Regions from separate parts of the Homo sapiens genome. Here region 1 is linked to region 2. Evidence: chromatin loops called from intact Hi-C (ENCODE). Cell type or tissue: MCF 10A. All regions are shown on one strand. Each heading gives the region's core, and the rest is flanking DNA. Links, peaks and the distances in the headings are about the cores only.

Region 1 (10,291 bases), core at 863-8,862, 88 kb before region 2:
TCACGAGCTAGGCAGGTAATTCACTTCTGAAGGAGCTGGGGTTAGACAAAAAAATGAGTTGATTACTATGTCAACCTGTGGACTGCTTGCCCTTCTCACTTGCCTTGACAACACTGTGTGGCTAATAGTCTGTAGGTTACCAGTTTGTAACATCAAAAGGATACATTTTTTTTTCCTCCTGATTGTCAAAGTTTGTTGTAGAACGCGTAAGGATTAAAACTACAGAAAACTCTAAATAAGCAAATAGAATCATCAGTTGATCCTCAACTCATTAAGTATTCTTGTTACCTTGGCATATTCCCTTCCAGTTTTTAAGTGTAAAAATCTGCATCAATGGGATCTGCACTAAAGAGGCACATGTGAACCTCAGTTAAGAAATACTTGGGGTTAAAATAAGGATATCACTAGGTCCCGTTTCAGACTGAGAATTAGCTACAAGTCAGGCCCTTGGAGGATAGAACCTGGAGAGATAAGCAGAAATAGTAGAATATAGAAGGGTGAATGGGAGGTGAGGACAGAGATAAATCTCCTGTTGTTCATGGATTTGCCAAAGGAAAACTGGCCAAAAAAATACCTTCAGCATGAGGCTGGCAGCAAGGGCCTGATGGAGCTAGGGGGTGCCAGGAAGCAGGGTCAATGCTTTTAGGGTGGGGTAGAGGAGAGGGTGAGGTGTTAATACGAAAGACCCTCAGAACTCTCTGTCCATTCCATCCCCATCCTCCAACCAGTTTAAAAGATACTAATGTAGGCCGGGCATGGTGGGTCACGCCTGTAATTCCAGCACTTGGGGAGGCCAAGGTGAGTGGATCACTTGAGGTCAGGAGTTCGAGCCCAGCCTGGCCAACATGGTGAAACCCCGTCTCTACTAAAAATACAAAAAAATTAGCAAAATTAGCCGGGTGTAGTGGCGTGCACCTGGAATCCCAGTTATGCGGGAGGCTGAGGCAGGAGAGTCACTTGAACTTGGGAGGCAGAGATTACAGTGAGCCGAGATCATGCCACTGCACTCCAGCCTGGGCAACAGGGTGAGACTCTGTCTTAAAATAAATAGATAAGTAGATAGATAGATAGATAGATAAATAAGTAAATAAATAAATAAATAAATAAATATATATATAAGTAAATAGACACTAATCTATTTAGAAACTTAAAAAAAATTAAGCAACATAAAAATTTTGTTTCAAGGAAAATCTTAGGAAAACGCTGTTTATGTAAACAGACTATAGCAGAGCTGGTCTCTTCCAAAGAGGGGGACTTGAAGCCCTCTCACATCTCTCAACTCTAAGTCCACCCAGAGCAGTATTCAAAAATGCACCTCATCTCTGCTCTGTTTGCCCTGGCCCTGCAAAGCAGCGCCTTCCTCTCAGATCTTCCAGAACTCCTCTAAGTTGCTGATCCCAGTGACCCTCATTTCATTCTTTGCTCTTCTCCACATTTGCTCTTTCTCAGTTTGATGAATCTCCTCTTGTCGCATTTTAGATACGTATTGACTTTTGCACAACTTCCCAAGCCATTCTCAGAGAAAGATTGACGGGTGTAGGGTCGCGGGGGAAGGAGGTTTAGCTATTTTAAATGTTAGTAAACATGAGAGTTTGCTGGGGATTAACAGGAAATCATGAATAAAATCATTGGGATTTGATAAGGGATTTTTCTCCCAGAAAATTAAAGATTTTTTTTCATTATCTTTCTCCCCCCACCAAAAAAGACATGGATGAAGGTCACTGGGATAACCCATTATCAATCTAATACTCTTAAAACAGAAAAAAGACAAAAGTCCTTAAGCTTATGCTGCCCACGGGGCCCCTGTGAACTGTTGTTCTGGCATCTTTTTAGCAGGTGATACTGTCCTTTAATACCTCCCACTTAATTCTCAATTTTCTTTTAAACATCAGATATTGAATAGGCTGCAAACTCCTTCAGGCAATAAATAACTCTCATGCTGTATGGCCAAGATCTGCCAGGAAGTGAAATATTTTTGATACAAAAGAACAATTCATTAAAGGAGGTAATGAAGGCAATTCAAACCCTCCACAAATGTATCACCAGGTGAATAAAGCTCGTCACTCTCTGTTTAGGGTCATGTTGTAAAGAGAAAAAAACAAACAAACAAACACCAACTGCACAAATGGGCCAAAAAATCAGTGGGGCTTAGTCAAGCCTGACAATTTAGAATTTGACAAACAAGCAGAAAAAAAGAGAGTTTTATTAATATTATGAAAAAAATCCCCTCTGGAATAAAGCATTACATTTCCATGTTATTGTTTGCACTCATATGCACTCACATGGTCTTAGGGAGAAATCTGACTTTGAGATGAAATTTTGCTTATCTGATTATACCTCATGGGCTCTCCCTCACACACACTCAGCCAGAAGCACATACTGTCTCATACGCCAGTGTGAATGGTTTCGATGATGGAGAGATGCGGTAGTGAGAGAACGGAGCTACAAAATTTGGGCATTCTGACTGAGAGTCAGCAGGTTAGAGCCCTGCAATGTACCTAGTCCCTAGGAGCCAAGAGGGCCAGGCATCTACTGGGTAGATCTGAACCGGTACATGCTTGTCCACCAACCCTGTAGCCCAAGGAGCTTAACCTGAAAAGTAGTGTATATTAACTGTTGAGAGAGGTATCTTGGACTGTTCTTCTTCCTCTGTTTTAAGTCCGTAAAATACGGTTTTATGGGCGGTCCCAAACAGGAATATTGAACTAACACAGAGAAGTCAAGGAGTTGAAAAGGTCCCTATTAGATATGAGAAAGCTCCATACTAAATCCCTGCTGGGTGGGCTTCCGAACTTTACCTGAACATTTTCAGAGCCCTGTTGCTCACTACCACGTAGAGTCTATCCTCTTGTTGAACATCCTTAACTGTGAGGAATTCCTTTCCTGAATTCAGCCTAGTGTATTTTAATTTCTTTCTTTCTTTCTTTGTTTTTTTTTCTTTTGAGCTAGGGTCTCACTCTGTTGCTCAGGACTATAGCTCACTGCAGCCTCGAACTCCTGGGCTCAAGTGATTCTCCTGCCTCAGTCTCCCTAGTAACTGGAGCCACAGGTGCAAGCCACCACATTTGGCTTATTTTTATTTTTTGTGGAGATGGGGTTTTACTATGTTACTCAGGCTTGTCTCCAAACTCCTGGCCTCAAGCCGTCCTCCTGCCTCAGGCCCCCACAGTGCTGGCATTACAGGTGTGAGCCACCACGCCCGGCCTGTGATTTCTTTCTAACTTGATCTTGGGGTCTCTTTCAAGAGTGGCTGTAAGCCACTGATAGGGGGTAAAGTTAGTTGGGGTGTGTGGAGGAGGCAGCACAGCAAAACCCGTGAAGTAACAGAAGTGTTTCTGTCGTTACAGAGCCAGGAGAATAAGCGGAGTTGCTGGGGAGCCTGGAGGTGGCAGGGAGCTCTAACAGTGTCTGGGGAGAGAGAGGTCTTGTTGTGGGACTGGGCCTTTTTTAAGGTTCATGGCGTTATCTGTCAGGCTTTCCTGCAGGGGTTATGGACTGGGCAGTTTAAAGAAAACGCACATGAAGAGCAGGTCCTATTCACATGACTCTGGTGTTGTCCATTGGGTTTTACTGTGGTCAGCAGATGTGGGAAATGTTGGGTTTTGGGTTAGTGGGATGAGGAACAAGCAGGCCATGTGGCAAACAACCACGTGGGAAGGGCAAGTTTTCTCTAGGTCAGAGGCAACAGGGTATGACTGGGTTTCAAGCAACTTAAGTCATGCCTAAAAAATGGATGTGGAGGTTACAACTATATGAAACAAATTTATGAGTCTTGATTATATATAAATTAGCTTCCATTCTCTTTAGAAAGGACAGCCAACATATCTCTTAGACATGGCAGCCTTACAGGTACTATATCTCATTCAGCATCTTCTCCTTCCCCACCTAACCTGATAGTCAGCTCAACCCAAATGACAACCTCCGGGTCCACTGAAGTTCAGATAGGAGGAATGGAAATCTGGTGGAAATCTCTCTCTGTGTCTGTCTCTCCTCCCACACTATTATTATTATGTTTCTTTTTTTTCTGAGAATAAGGTACAGACTTTCATATACTCTAATTATGAATTTCCTAAAAACAAAAGTATTCTCTTACATAACCCCAGTTTATCAAAATCTGAAAATAAACATTGATACAAAACTGTTAGTATAACTATTAGATCTACAGATCTTATTCAAATTTGACCAGATGCCCAATAATGCCTTTTATAGCAAAAGAAAAAATTGTTTGCTGGCCCAAGATTTAAACTATAATTACTTATTATGCTGACTTGTCATGTCTTTTTATTTCCCTTTAGCCTCATGTTTTGTTCTGCTTTGTTTTGCCTTTCATGACCTTGACATTTTCAAGGAGTGGAGTGTAGGTCAGGTATTTTGTAGCATGTCCTTCATTTTGGCTTTGCTGATTTTCTTCATGATCCAACTTGGGTTATGCATTCTTGGCAGGAACACTATAGAAGTGATGCCGATCTTTCTCAGTGTATCATATCGGGTGGCACGTGATGACTGTCCCATTACTGGGGATGTTAACTTTGATCACTTGGTTTAAGGTGACATCTGCCAGTTTTCATACTAAAATGTTATTATTCCCTTGATGATTAATAAGTATCTTGTGGGAAATACACTGGAACATTCTCAAAGAGGTGTGGCTGTGGAGAGCCTGTGACTGACCCTGCCTTTCCCTTTGTTTTCAGAGTCGAACGGCCGCAGAGCAGTGAACCGAGGCTACGTCACCAGCCTGCTCGGGCTGCACCAGGACTGGCACAGCCATGACACAGCCAACGCCTACGTGCAGATCCGACGGGGCTTGCTGCTCTGCCTCAGGCACATTGCTGCCCTCCGGTCCGGCAGGGAGGCCTTCCTGGCAGCACAGGGCATGGAGATCCTCTTCAGCACCACACAGGCAGGCAGCATGGGGATTCACTCTGCAGCTGGAGGCCAGCTGGGTGATTCCTGAAGGCTGTCATTTAGGAATCATCCCAGATAGAGCTGGGAACGCCTCAGTCTATTTCTTGTTGCCTGCTAAGGGCGGATGTTCTGGATTTAAGGCTTCATTCCAGGCCAGGCCCGGTGGTTCACTCCTGTAATCTCAGCACTTTGGGAGGCCGAGGCAGGTGATCACCTGAAGTCAGGAGTTTGAGATCAACCTGACCAACATGGTGAAACCCCGTGTTTATTAAAAATACAAAAATTAGCTGGGTGTGGTGTTGCACACCTATAGTCCCAGTTACTCAGGAGGCTGAGACAGGAGAATTGCTTGAACTCAGGAGGCAGATGTTGCAGTGAGCCGAGATCGCACCACTGAACTCCAGCCTAGGTGACAGAGTGAGACCCTGTCTCAAAACAACAGCAACGGCAACAATAAAATCTTCATTCCATTGGTTCATTCATATATACTTAACATATATTTGTTGAATACACACTACCAGAGGTGCAGTGTATGGCATAGTGTTAAGTGTTGACTCTAGAACTAGAGTACTGGATTCAAATCCTAGCTCTAGGGCCTACAGCTGTGTAACTTTGAAGAAGTCACTCAACTTCTCTGGGCCTTGAGGTTCTTCAAAAAAAAGCAGAAATAACAAAACCTAGGTTGTTGTGTGGACTAAATAAGTTATTGTAGAAATGGCCCGTGCTTAGAAGAGTGCTTGCCATGACTGAACTGCGTTGTGAGGATGAGCCGTTATTGGAATAATTAGCAGTGGAATCTAGTGGTGGATATGACAAACGAGGCCCTTGATCCTATAGGGAAAACCTCCTAGCAGAAGAGTGAGACACTAAGTAAGCAAAGAATCCAATGAGGAAGATAATTTCATATCGCACTGTGAAATCAATGAAGTAAGGGCATAGGTCTACAGGGGCTGCCATAGGTAGAGGGAGCAGGTGTTCTTTTAGAGAGAGAGGTCAAGTCATCTCTGAGCAGATGACACCTGAGCTGAGACCTGAGTTGTTGGAGGAGCTGGTCATGCTGGTCAGGCCAAGTTGCAGAGGAAGAGCATCCCAGGGAAAGGGGATGGTGTCTTCAAGGGTTTCTACTTATCAGCACCCCACTGGAATATGCATTCTAGGGATTCCTGGATTTCAACCTAAATAAATTCCTTAATTTCACCTGATTAGGGCTAATTGAAATCCTATAGTTTGAGGCTACATATGCCCTCCTTATTGGTGATATAAGTGTTCCAGTATCCATCATCTGCTCACCCACCTTCTCCTGGGGCCAAGGCAGCCATGTTGCACACACATTATGTTCCTATTATCTCTGGATTAGGCCACCTCTGGACTCCCTTTATCAGCCTTCTTGCTCTTCTCTGGACACCCTCCAGTTTTTCTCTATCTGAGTACATCTGAGGTAATGAAGCCACCAATGAGAGTGTTGTTTTTCCAACCGTGGTATCTGGAGACATTTCTCATTAAAAAATGGTCTTTTCCCCTGCTAAACAATAACAAAATACAGTGCTGCAAACCAATATCTAACTCCCTATCTGCTATCACCTCTGGGTTTCTTTCCATCATTACAGCTTTCAAAGCTTCTCAGTCATGAAATAGCTATATTTTACCTTCTATTTCTCGACATGAAGCAGGGCTTTGAATTTTTCCAAGCTTCCTCATGCTTTCTAAGCTTGTGGTTGCCCAAGTCTCTAATCCCTCCCAGTCCTTGTGCAATGCCCTCCTGCATTGCCGATGTTTAACAGCCCCCCACTCTGGTCCAGTGCTTTACCGTGTTCCTCTGCCCTCCATGTTATTGGCTATTTCTCTGTTCTGTGCTAAAAAACCAACCAAACAATAAACAAAACAAACAAGAAAAACAAGACCAATAAAGGAAGAAGACAGTAGTCACAGAGGGAAATGTCTACGATAGAAAGGTGGTGGAGAAAACACCAAATGAAGCCCAGCATGAGGTGCTATGAATCTGTGCACAGGTTCTTCAAAACAGTTCCTTATCAGGTCAGTGAAGACTTCAGTTGCTCAATTAAGCACATTAGCAAGAAGCTTCCAGCCTTGAACTACTGTTGGAATGGAAGCAGAATGTGAGTGCACACAGAGTGTGCACTTTATAGTGAGGTTTCTCTAGCTCATGTTATAATCTCTGCAAGTATGATATGGAAAAGCAGTTCAGGAGGGGCCTATGGGATAGTGCTGAGTAAATAGGCCATGACACATCTGTCACCTGGAAGAGTGTATAGAATGTATGGGTGTCAACCTCAAGAGGTTGAATTCCTCACCACCACCACTCGCCCTTGCTTTTAGTCTTTTAAATAGTGTGCTCTTGGCCGGGAGTGGTGGCTCATGCCTGTAATCCCAGCACTTTGGGTGGCTGAGGCAGGCGGATCACCTGAGGTCAGGAGTTCAAGACTAGCCTGGCCAACATGGCAAAACCCCATCTCTACTAAAAATACAAAAAATTAGCCGGGCGTGGTAGCATGTGTCCGTAATCCCAGCTACTCAGGAGGCTGAGACAGAAGAATTGCTTGAACCCAGGAAGTGGAGGTTGCGATGAGTTGAGATCACACCATTGCACTCCAGTCTGGGCAACAGAGTAAGACTCTGTCTCAAAAAAAAAAAAAAAAAAAAAAAAAAAAAAAAAAAAAAAAAAAAAAAAGGTGTGCTCTTCCAGAGAAAATGTTATCAAGTTTATGTGCAAAGTCAGATGTTTGACATTCTCCTGGTTTTTGGAAAATGATCATTGCAGGTGAAAGATAGGCTGTCCTGGCTTAGAAACCAAATGGCTTGTTACTCTTCCCCCCGGCAGTCATAACCAGTGTTGAGTAGCCTCCCAGACCTCAGGTGAGTGCTGTGAGCACAGATGCCCTTGCAGGTGTGCTGGAGTTACAGCTGCCCATCACCCCTCCTCTCCCTTCTGCTAGAGAAGGCATGGGAGTCACTGGATGGCCAACTTAGGGGCCTTGGATTTGGTGATGTTATTTCAGTTGCCATTTGCAAATTATGCTGCTGTTGCTGCTGCTGCTGCTATTGCTACTGCCAGTGATAGTGATGACAATGTTAATGAAGCAGCAGCAGCAGAGGGAGGAGGAGGAAGAGGAAGAGAAGAAGTAGGAGAAGGAGAAGACAGTTACTTTGAACTCTTACTATTAATACATCCCTTGGCTGTCTTAGCAATTTATGCAGACTCTCCAATATTGATAATTTCAAAAGCTTTTGAGGTAGGATCTATTATTATCTCCCTTTTTATAGATGAAGAAACTGAGGCACGTAACTGTTAAGTAATTTTCCCAAGTTCGCAAAGCTCATAAGTGTTGGAGCTAGGATTGGAATCTGGTAGTCTCACCTGAGAGCCCATGCTTTTGCCCACTGTACCAGCAGCTCCCCCAGTTGAGCATGCATCAGAGTCACCTGGAGGGGTCACTGAAGCAGAGCCTGTTGGACATCAATCTCAGAGTTTCTGACTCAGTAGGGCTCTGGTGGGGCCTGAGAATGTGCTTTCCTGACAACTTCCTAAATGACGCTGATACTACTGATTTAGGATCACACTTGGAAAACCAATGTCCTAAATTAATTTTATTGATGTTTGTGATGTGCTGACAAACCTACTGAGAATGAGACTGACTGTAAAGGAACTTTTTTTAAGTCCTTCCCACACCTTTGCCATCATAATATTCTTCTTTGCCTTTCTGCTGAGGCCACTGCTTGCATTGTTTCTCTCTTGGTGACCCTACCTCTCTGTTTCCTGAGTCTCACGTTTCTGCACAGATTCTGTAAACATCCCCTAAAAGTTCAAAGGCTGAGATCATAGTGCAGCAAGGGTGCTGTGTAATGTAGTATAATGGAATCTTATTGGAGCTTTGCATGAGGAAAGAGGAAGACGGATGACAATTTGAATGCAAGATTGAAAAAAAAAAAGAACTCCTACAAGGATGCCTGAAACATTTGGGGATAATTATCAATTTGGAGAAATAGGTAACTGCAGAAGGAACAAACCTATATAAGATAATCAGAGAAAAGAACCACTCTTTGGAGCTACAACAGTTTAAGGGGCCTGAAAGGTTGCTAAAATTGGTGGTTTTCAAACTTGAGCATGCATCAAAGTTACCTAGAGGAATTGTTAAAACACAGATTGCTAGATCCTACCCCAGAGTTTCTACTTCAGTTGTTCCGAGGTGAGATGCAAGATTCTGCATTTCTAACGAGTTCTCAGGTGATACTGATGCTACTGGTCTGGGTACTTCACTTTGAGAACCACTGGAATAAGAACTGATATGGCCTTTTAAAAGTCACAGTTGCCACCATTTGCTCAGAAAGCACAGTAGGCCAAGCCTTGATTCATCAGGCTCCTCTCTGGCCAACAAGACCAATGACCTCAGCCTTGTGGACCTGTGTAAGGAGGGACTGAATTCTAAAGAGAATATTACCAGGTTGGAATCAAGAACTGGATACCCTAAAGGTCAGATTGGTCTGAGATCATTTACTATTTATTCAGTAAATGTTTTCTGAGCTCCTTCTTTGTGAAAGATGTTGGGGCTGGGTTCTATAGGGGGTTCAAAGATGAAGGTGATAGAGGACTCATCATCTTCAGGAAACTTAGAATCCTATATGGGAAAATAGGATATGGATAATGCAGTGTAGCCAGCAGGTGGGGGTAATAGCAGACTTTGTGTAACCATGCAGAGGAGGCCCTACTTGGTCTTGCTGACCAGAGAAGCCTCCATGAAGGCACCCACATTTGAATGAGGCTAGGAGAGCGTTTTGAAAAGTCTAAGAGAAACACTTGGTTTGTGAACTGTTCAGAGAAGCACAGGAGGTGGCCACCAGGCACAGACAGAGAAGCTGTGGAGAGCGAGTGGGACAACTAGGACGTTTTGGAGGGTCAGGCAGAAGGAAAGATCTCAGTGACAATCCAGAAGATATCAAGCCATTTCCATTTAAGATATTTTTATATTGAAGCTACGCCACATCTGCCCTTGGGCTTAGAATTTCTCCTCTATGTTCAAAGAATCACCGCAAAGAGAAGGGAGAGAGGGGTTATGCCAGGCAGGAGTCGAAGAGCTGCTGTGTCACCTGAGACCTGAATAGTAAGAAAGAACCAGTGCCATGAGGGTCTGGAGACGAGGGTTCCAGGGAGAGAAAAAGAAAGTACATGCAAAGACCCTCAGGTGGGGGAGTAGAGTGGGAGGTGGGTGAGCTTGAGAAACACAGACATGGCAGAGCATTGTGAGTAAGGGTGGAGGCATGAGATTGAGTTGGAGTCATGGGCAGTGCCAGGGCATTTAGAGTTCCTTGAACTATGATAGGGACTTTGAATTTTACTTCCATCAACTTTTTTTTGTTTGTTTTGTTTTGA
Region 2 (10,291 bases), core at 1,408-9,407:
ACAGCTGGCTGTAACCCATAAGGTACGTCTACTGGCTTCTAGGTGAAACTGCATGGCCCAATATAAAACCTGCCGACAGATGTGCATAATAGGGCTATTTTTGGCAAAGAAATAGGGCTATTTTTGGCAAACCCAAAAACTCTGCCTAGCATTTTCTACGGTCACATTCCGTAGGGAAGAGGGGAAAGGGAAAGAAAAAAACTATAAGGAAAGATAAAGAAAAAATTCCACTTACGTGAAAATAATTACACAAATTAGAAGTGCCAGCATCCCCAGATGAGAAGGAAACAGTGCAATAATTCTGACACCATGAAAAATCTGAATGTAGTGATACCACCAAAGGATCTCGCTAGCTCTCCAGCAATGGTCTCTAACCAAAATGGAAACTCAGGAATGACAGATAAAGAATTCAAAATATGGATTGCAAAGAAGCTCAATGAAATCCAAGGCAAGGATGAAAATCAAAGAAACTTCTAAAGCAATCCAGGAAATGAAGGATGAAATAAATATCTTTAAAAGAAATCAATCAGAGTTTCTGGAATTGGAAAAAAAATTGAAATATTTCAAAATACAATTGAAAGCTTTATAATAACTGGACGAATTGGAAGAATTTCAGAGCTTGAAGATTAGCCTTTCAAACTAACCCAGTCAGACAAAAATAAAGAAAAAAGAATTTAAAAAAATGAGCAGGGAAGATGCGGTAGCTCATGTCTGTAATCCTGGCACTTTGGGAGGCCAAGGCAGGTGGATCATGATGTCAGGAGTTCGAGACCAGGCTGACCAACATGGTGAAACCCTGTCTCTAGTAAAAATACAAAAATTAGCCAGGCATGGTGGTGTGCACCTGTAATCCCAGCTACTCAGGAGGCTGAGGCAGGAGAATCACTTGAACCCAGGAGGCAGAGGTTGCACTGAGCCAAGATCGTGCCATTGTACTCCAGCCTGGGTGACAGAGTGAGACTCCATCTCAAAAAAAAAAAAAAAAAAACAAAGTCTGAGAAATATGGAATTATGTAAAGTGACCAAATCTATGAATTATTGGCATAGATAATAATTCTCTCCTCTTCTCTCTTCTTCTCTCCTGAGAGAGAAGAAGAAAAAAGCAACAACCTGGAAAACATACTTGAGGGAATAATTCAAGAAAATTTCCCTAATCTTACTTAGAGAGGTAAGCCTCCAGATACAAGAAATCCAGAGAAGACCTGCAAGATGCTACAATGATGAAAATCACCAAGGCGTATAATCACCAGACTGTCCAAGGTCAACACTGAAGAAAAAACCTTAAAGGCAGCTAGGGAAAAAGGTCAGATTGCATACATAGGGAACCCTATCAAGCTAACAGCAGACTTCACAGCAGAAACTTTACAAGCCAGCAGAGATCGGGGGCCTGTTTACAACATTGTTAAAGAAATGCCAACCTAGAATTTTATATCTGGCCAAACTAAACTTCATAAGCAAAGGAAAAATAAAATGTTTTTCAGAATAGCAAGTGCTATGGGAATTTGTTATCACCAGACCAGACTTACAAGAGCTCCTTAAGTGAGTTCTAAACATGGAACAACATAACTATACCTGCTATACAGAAACACACTTAAGCACATAGCCCAAAGACCCTATAAAGCAATCACACAGTAGAAACTACAAAGCAACAGGCTAACAACTTCACAGTGGATGAATAGTAATCATTAGTTGTCTAAGTGCCCCACTTAAAAGGCATAGTGTGGCAAGTTGGATAAAAAACCAAGACCCATCCATCTGCTGTTTTCAAGAGACTCATCTCACACATAATGACATCCATAGCCTCAAAGTAAAGGACTGGAGAAAAATCTGTCATGCAAATGGGAAAAAAAAGCAGGGATTGCTATTCTTTTATTAAATAAAACAATGTAACAACAGTAAAGAAGGACAAAAAAGGGCATTATGTGATGATAAAGGGTTCAATTCAGCAAGAAGACTTATCTTAAATACTCAACATTGGAACATCTAGATTTATAAAATAAGTACTTCTGAACCTATGAAAAGACTTAGATGTCTACACAATAATAGTGAGGGAACTTTGACACCCCACTGACAGTGTTAGATCATTGATGCAGAAAACTAACAAACTCCGGGCCAGGCGCAGTGGCTCACGCCTGTAATCCCAGCACTTTGGGAGGCTGAGGTGGGCGGATCACGAGGTCAGGAGATCGAGACCATCCTGGCTAACATGGTGAAACCCTGTCTCTACTAAAAATACAAAAAATTAGCTGGGCGTGGCAACAGGCGCCTGTAGTCCCAGCTACTCAGGAGACTGAGGCAGGAGAATGGCGTGAACCCAGGAGGTGGAGCTTGCAGTGAGCCAAGATTGCGCCACTGCACTCCAGCCTGGGCGACAGAGTGAGACTCCATCTCAAAAAAAAAAAAAAAAAAAGAAATTCTGGACTCAAATTTGACACATTACCAATTGGACCTCATAGATGTCTACAGAATACTCCACCCATCAACTGCAGAATATACATTATTCTCATCTGCACACAGAGTATACTCCAAGATCGACCACATGCTCAGCCATAAAGCAAGTCTCAATAAATTAAAAACACTAGAAATTATACCAATCATACTCTCAGACCACAGTGGAATAAAAATCCTCTGCTCTCTCAAAAACCACACAATTACATGGAAATTGAACAACTTGCTCCTGAATGAGTTTTGAGTAAACAATGAAATTAAGGCAGAAATCAAGATGTTCTTTGAAATAAATGAACACCGATACCACATACCAAAATCTTTGGTATATAGCAAAAGCAGGATTAAGAAGAAAGTTTATAGTGCTAAATACCTACCTCAAAAAGTTAGAAATATCCCCTATTAATGATCTAATGTCACACCTAGAGGAACTAGAAAAACAAGAACAATCTAATCCCAAAGCTAGCTGAAGAAAATAAATAAATCAGAAAAGAACTGAACAAAATTGAGACTCCAAAATCCATACAAAGAATTGATGAAGCCCAAAGTTGGTTTTTTGAAAGCATAAGCAAGATTGATAGACTGCTAGCTAGGTTAAGAAAGAAAAAGAGATAAGATCCAAATAAGCACACTCAGAACTAACAAAGGTGACATCACAAGTAATCCCTCAGAAATACAAAAGATCCTGAGATGATTATAAACATCTTTGTGCCCACAAAGTAGAAAATCTAGAAAAAATTGGATAAATTCCTGGAAACACACTATCTCCCAAGATTGTATAAGGAAGAAATTGAAACCCTGAAAAGACTAATAACAAGTTCCAAAAATTAATCAGTAATGAAAAACTTATCAACCAAAAAAATCCCTGAACCAGATGGATTCACAGCAGAATTCTACTAGACATACAAAGAAGAGCTGGTCTCAATTCTACTGAAACTATTCCAAAAAAATCAAAGAAGATGGACTCCTTCCTAACTTATTCTATGAAACCAGCATCACCTTGATACCAAAACCTGGCAAAGACACAATGAGAAAAGGAAACTACAGGTCAATACCTCTGATAAACATAGACACAAAAATTCTCAACAAAATGCTAGCAAGCTGAACCCAGAAGCACATCCAAAAGTTAATTCTCCATGATCAAGTAGGCTTCATTCCTGAGAAGCAAGGTTGGTTCAACATATGCAAATCAATAAATGTGATTCACTGCATAAAAATTTAAAACAAAAACCATATGATCATCTAAACAGATGCAGAAAAAGCTTTCAGTAAATCTAACATCCTTTCATAATGAAACTCTAAAGAAATTAGTCATTGAAGGAACATATCTCAAAATAGTAAGAGCCATCTATGACAAACTCACAACCAACATCATAATAAACATGCAAAAACTTAAAGCATTCTTTCTGAGAACTGGAACAAGATCAGGATGCCCTCTCTCACCACTCCTATTCAACATACTACTGGAAGTCCCAGCCAGAGCATTCAGGCAAGAAAAAGAAGACATCTAAATAGGAAAAAAAGAAGTCAAACTATCTCTCTTCACTTTTGATTCTATACCTAGAGAACCCTAAAGACTCCACCACAAGGCTCCTAGAACTGATAAAGGACTTCAGTAAAGTTTCAGGATACAAAATCAATGTACAAAAATCAGTAGCATTTCTATACATCAATAACATTCAAACTGAGAACCCAATCAAGAACACAATCCAATTTAAATTAGCCACAAAATACTACCTAGGAATACGTCTAACCAAGGAGGTGAAAGATCCCTACAAGAGAAATGCAAAGTACTGCTAAAAGAAACATAGATGACAGAAACAAATGGATGAATATTCCATGGTCATGGATTGGAAGAATCAATTTCAAAATGGCCATACTGCCTAAAGCAATCTATATTTTCTATGCTATTCCTATCAAACTACTAATGTCACTTTTCACATAACTAGAAAAAAAAACTATTCTAAAATTCATATGGAACCAAAAAACAGCCCGAATAGCCAAAGCAATCGTAAGCAGAAAGAACAAACCTGGAGGTATCACATTACCCAACTTCTAACTATACTATAAGGCTACAGTAACCAAAATAGCATGGTACACTACAAAAACAGACACATAGACCAATGGAACACAACAGAAAGCTCAGAAATAATGCCATTGACCAAGACGATGAAAGAAGCAATAAAAATTATGAAGACAGAATAAGAAACTATGAAAATCAACAGGCATATTTAAGAAAAATAAAGGCATTTTTTAGAAATGAAAGATATATCCATTGAAATTAAAACCATGGTAGACAAATTAGGCAGCAGTTTAGACACAGTTGAAGAACTTAAGAAAATGAAGGACATATTTGGGGCCATAACCTATAATTTATGACCTAGAGAAAGAAATGGATACCACAGAAGAAAGACTGAGAGACATGGAAGGTAGATTAAGTTATTTTTTTTTTTTTTGAGACGGAGTTTCGCTCTTGTTGCCCAGGCTGGAGTGTAGTGGCGTGATCTCGGCTCACTGCAACCTCCGCCTTCCAGTTTCAAGCGATTCTCCTGCCTCAGCCTCCCGAGTAGCTGGGACTACAGGCATGTGCCACCACGCCCAGCTAATTTTTTGTATTTTTAGTAGAGATGGGGTTTCACTGTGTTGGCCAGGATGGTCTCGATCTCTTGACCTTGTGATCCACCCACCTTGGCCTCCTAAAGTGCTGGGATTACAGGTGTGACCCACCATGCCTGGCCTAGATTGAGAAGTTCGAAGAAGCTTCAGAAAGAGCATAGAGAGTAGGAAGAAGAGGGCACTGTCTTAAATATATTGGCTAATAATTTTCCAGAAGTACAAAAGATATAAATCCTTAAGTTGAGGATAGGATTAAGTGCACTTGAACACACCAAAGTGAAGTTGCAGAACACCAAATATTGAGGGAAATTCTTGGAAGAAACCAAAGATAAAATACATAAAATGACACAGTCCTTGATTATTGTTTTCTAAAACTCAAGAGTAAAATAAGGTGTTGTTATAAGAAAGTTGGAGAAAACTATGAGAGGAGAATGTTGAGAAAAAGGAAACTGTAAGAAATGAAAGAAGGGAATAGTTTCAAGAGTGTTAAATAGGGGAGATCACAGCACTTAAATTCAGGACACTCTACTCCTGGTTTGTCACTTACTACCTGTGAGAATTTGGCTAGGTTACCTACCTTCTCTGAATAAGAACATGCATGTGTTCTGGTTTTATTTCGATAAGCTTCAATCATCAGCAATCAGCCCCTCTCGCACAGTGATTTTTATTTTCCACTGAAAGAGCCCAATGTGCTGTATTGTGAAGGTGTTAGACACAAAGATGAGAGAAAGCATGAAGTTAGCTTCCTGTCTGGCAGAAAGAAAGGGTGGAGAAATCCAGAATTCGAAGAAGCAGCCAAAACTCAGCCTCCACCTGTGATAGAGTGCCCTAGGCATTTAGGACTAACTGAGGCTTTGAGGCCAGCAAGGAAGTGGTTTGCACGGAGCAGAGGTGCCCATTCGATGTCTCAAACCACAGATTCTTGCTACATCTGCTCCAGGCTGTGACTTACATTTTACTCATGGGGTTGGGTTCTGTTTCTGCAAGTCTTGAACATGCTTCAGTTTTGAGTTGCTAGTCATCACTCTCTGTAACTTGCAAGAGACGCCCCTGAGGTTTCGCTGATTCAAGTAGAGCAGAATATAAACTTATTATGAAGCATAAAGCATGAGAGAATCAAACAAGTTCAGAAAATAAATTGCATTTGGAGCTAAGTGAATAATCTTCCCTACTTCTTGGGCAGACTGGAACAAGGCACTTGTCTGGAATAACAACTGTTGCGTGAGAGTTGGCATTTGATTGCCTTTATTATCCAGAGGGCTGGCATCAGCATGAGGAGGGGTGAGGGGTGTTTCATCAGTGTAGAGTTGCTGGATTGGCTGGACACTTTCCAGCTCTGATCCATAATTTATACCAAGATGGGAATAGCAAGCAAGACACTGCCCATTTTCAGGGCTTTTGCTTATGGACACAAACCTATCCCACTAAATCCCTTACAGAGGAGACTTAATGGGGGCTTTTCATAGCTCTGATAGTTAGTTCCAGACTGGCTGCTGCCTTAAGAAAGAGACAAATGAAAGGTGCTAGAGGCAAGCTCCTATGATGACACATGATCTTTGCATACCCAACCTAAGTAAAAATTACCTTGCCATCTACTTCTTCATGTATTGATAGTCTTCTAGCACAGGAAGATTGTCTGAATGAGTGAAGGGGCCACAAGACTCTGTATTTCTAGAGTGTTAGGAAGCACTCCTAAGGACTCTGGCTGTCCGGGAATGGGGACAAGAATTAGCATCACTCTCTAGGTTGAAGCATTAGATGGACACACAAAACAATTTAGAAATCCTGGGAGCATTTGTATTCCCAGTGCCTCTCTCTTTCTTTCCTATGTTTATCTAATAATGTGCACAGAATTACACTAGTACACTTTTTGTAAACTGAGTTGCTATTTGATTCTCATGTGTTATTTTGTTTACATACACAGATTTACGCAGGAAACAGACAAACCTAGTCACTCATGTTGTGCAAGAATTCAGTGCACTGTCTTGTATTACCAGTAGGCTTTTTTATATTAGTTCTAGAAAAGAAAAAAAAAGTAGGAAGGAAAAGAAGGAAGGAAGGAATGAGGTAGAAAGATGCATGCAGAATGTGTATGTCCATTGCCGCACTATTCACAATAGCAAAGGCATGGAATCAACTCAAATGCCCATGAATGATAGACTGGATAAAGAAAATGTGGTACATATACACCATGGAATACTATGCAGCTATTAAAAAGGAATGAGATCATATCCTTTGCAGGGACATGGATGAAGCTGGAAGCCATTATCCTCAGCAAACTAACACAGGAACAGAAAACCAAACACCACATGTTCCGACTTATAAGTGGGAGCTGAACAATGAGAGCACATGGACACAGGGAGGGGAAAAACACTTACTGGGGCCTGTCGAGGGAGGGTGGAGGGTGGGGAGAGCATTAGGGAAAAAGCTGATGCATGCTGGGTTTAATACCTAGGTGATAGGTTGATAAGTGCAGCAAATCACCATGGCACATGTTTACCTGTGTAACAAACCTGCACATCTTGCACATGTACCCTGGAACTTAAAACAAACAAAAAATGCACTTAAAAATAAAAAAGAAAGATGCATGTAGGGTATTATTTTAATTCATTCATTTACCAAATATTTATCAAGTGTCTGGTATATGCCAGACACTTCTAGTCAGGAGAGATGCGGTGAGTAGGAAGCAAAAAAGATAAGGTCTTGCCCTTTGAGTTTGCAATCTAGTGAAGGGACACATAAACTGATTAATTGAAATGGTTCTAAAGGAAATGGAAGAAAGAATAGCAAAATGGAGGATAAGGGGACATGGGGACATGGGCTCTGAATTATGAGAAAAGGTCAGGAAGTCTCTGTGAAAGGTAACAGTTGGAGGAGAGAGACTTGGAGAACTCTTCTTGGCAAAGAAAATAGCAATTGCAAAAGTGCATTTGAAAACAACATGTTTTAAATCCCCGAGACAGGAATGTGCTTGGTGGGTCCTAATCAGGGAGGTCAGGTGGCTGAATGGGGAGAACAAGGTGGAGAGGCAGAGGTAAGTTCTGAGAGGTGACGAGGGCAGTTTCTGCAGACACTGGTAGCAGTTGTAGGGATGCTGGCTTTTTCTTTGAGTGATTTGGCACCATTGGTGGCTTGAGGTAGAAGAGTGATACGTTATGTTTTATTTATTAAAGGAATTACTCTGGCTGTTATGAGGGCACTGTGAAGGGATAAAGTGACCCCCGAAGAATCCTTTGCTCTGATCCAGGAAAGCATAGTGGTAACTTTGAACAGAACCACAAAGGTAGGGGGGTGGCTGTATTTTGGACCCATTTTGAAGGCAGAACAACAGATTTTGCTATTGGATTGGACAAAGGACGTGCAAGAAAGAAAGTCATCAAGGATGACTCCCAGGATAAATGGTTTGAATGGGCTGCCCAAACTGGAACCAGGAAAACCGGTGTAGAGACTGTTCTCAGTCATCCACGTAAAGCTAGAGCTTCCTGGACCATTGAAAAAGAGTCGTGAGAGTGGATCTCCTTGCTCTGCTCTCAATGCTAGGAGGACAGCACTCAGTCTTTCACCATTATATGTCATGTTAACTGTAGGTTTGTTGTGGATGATTATTATCAAGTTGAGGATGTAACCCTCTACTAGAGGGTTACAAGTGTTCCTATTTTTCTGAGAATTTTTATCATAAGTGGGTGTTGAATTTTGTCAGTGCTTTTTATGCGTTAATATGATTGTGTGATTTTTCTTTAGTTTGTTAATATGGTAGATAATACATTGCTTTATGATCCTTCATCCTTGAAGGAAATTTTCACTAGATACGGAATTCTGGGATGAAAGTCCTTTTCTTTCAGCACTTGAAGAATATTGTGCCACTTCATTTGGCCTCTGGTTTTTGATGAGAGATACACTACCATTCAGTTTTTTCCCCGATAGGTAAGGTGTTATCCATTTCTTGTTGTCTTCAAGAACTTTTTTCTTTATTTTTCAAAATGTAATTATAATATGTCCTGCTCTAGTTTTCTTTGAGCTTATCCTATTTGGTGTTTGCCCAGCTTCTTGAATCTGTAGGTTGTTTATCGCGAAATTTGGCAAGTTTTAAACCATTATTTCTTTTAGTTCCCTTTTTGGCTCCACCATCTTTCTCCTCTAATTTGGGGACTCCAATTATATGAATGTTCGATCTTCTATTTTGTCTCACAGGTCATTGAGATTTCTTCTTTTATTTCAGTGAATTTTTTTCTGTTGTTCAGATTAGGTAATTTTTATTGCTCTATCATCAAGGTAACAGATTCTTCTTTCCCTCCATTCTGCTGTTTAGCCTATTTGTTAATTATTTTTTATTATAGTAATTGTATTTTTCAGTTCTAAAGTTTTTATTTCGGCCGGGCGCAGTGGCTCATGCCTGTAATCCCAGCACTTTGGGAGGCCGAGGTGGGCGGATCACAAGGTCAAGAGATCAAGACCATCCTGGCCAACATGATGAAACCCCGTCTCTATTAAAAGTACAAAAATTAGCTGGGCGTAGTGGCGCATGCCTTAATCCCAGCTACTCGGGAGGCTGAGGCAGGAGAATCACTTGAACCTGGGAGGCAGAGGTTGCAGTGAGCCGGGATTGTGCCACTGCCCTCCAGCCTGGCGACAGGGCGGGACTCCATCTCAAAAAAAAAAAAAAGTTTTTATTTCATCCTTCCTTATATATTCTACTTGTTTGCCAAGGACCTTTTTAATTTTCATTTCTTCTGAAGCATTTTTATGATAACTGCTTAAAATCTTTGTCAGCTAATTCTGACATCTCTGTCTTCTCAGTGTTAGCTTCTATTGATTGCTCTCTTTCAGGACAATTTTCCTGTTTTTTATTTTTATTTTTGTGTGATGAGTGATTTTTTGACGGAAACCTGTATATTTTGAGCTATGATATTATGAGACTTTGGATCTTATTTAAGCCTTCTGTTTTAGCTAGTGTAGTGAGTTGAATATTGCCTCCACTGCCCCCCCCCCATTCATGTCTATTCAGAAGCTCAGAATATGATCTTATTTGAAAATAGGGGCTTTGCAGATGAAATTAATTAAGGGTCTTGAGATGAAGTCATCCTAGGTTTAGTGTGGGCCTTAAATCCATGACTTGTGTCCTTGAACATGGAGGAGAGGATACAAAAAGACACAGGGAAGGACATGTGAATGCAGAGCCCAAGATTAGGGCTATGCTGTCACAAGCCAAAGATCATCTGGAGGCTCCAGA

What was found. Hi-C counts contacts between places; a loop is a spot of excess contacts. Peaks named below come from ENCODE experiments on the same cell type or tissue, not always from the same donor. Only the 100,000 strongest peaks of a DNase experiment are listed, where the experiment ranks them.
Region 1: a loop joins it to region 2, with 3 times the contacts of the local background. A loop is called at or near these places in 2 of 110 quality-filtered maps.

What each region holds. Positions count from the first base shown.
Region 1 is chr15:86,242,980-86,253,270 of GRCh38, forward strand. AGBL1 (AGBL carboxypeptidase 1) reads left to right here. Exons shown (of 23, transcript NM_001386094.1): 7 at 4,692-4,900. Among named protein-coding and RNA genes, the nearest start is that of AGBL1-AS1, 69 kb to the right of the region's middle. In MCF 10A, for the core only: no CTCF peak of the experiment used is centred there; a DNase peak (open chromatin) is centred at 4,742.
Region 2 is chr15:86,330,255-86,340,545 of GRCh38, forward strand. All of the region lies in intron 17 of AGBL1 (AGBL carboxypeptidase 1), which reads left to right. Among named protein-coding and RNA genes, the nearest start is that of AGBL1-AS1, 18 kb to the left of the region's middle. In MCF 10A, for the core only: no CTCF peak of the experiment used is centred there; DNase peaks (open chromatin) are centred at 5,977 and 6,327.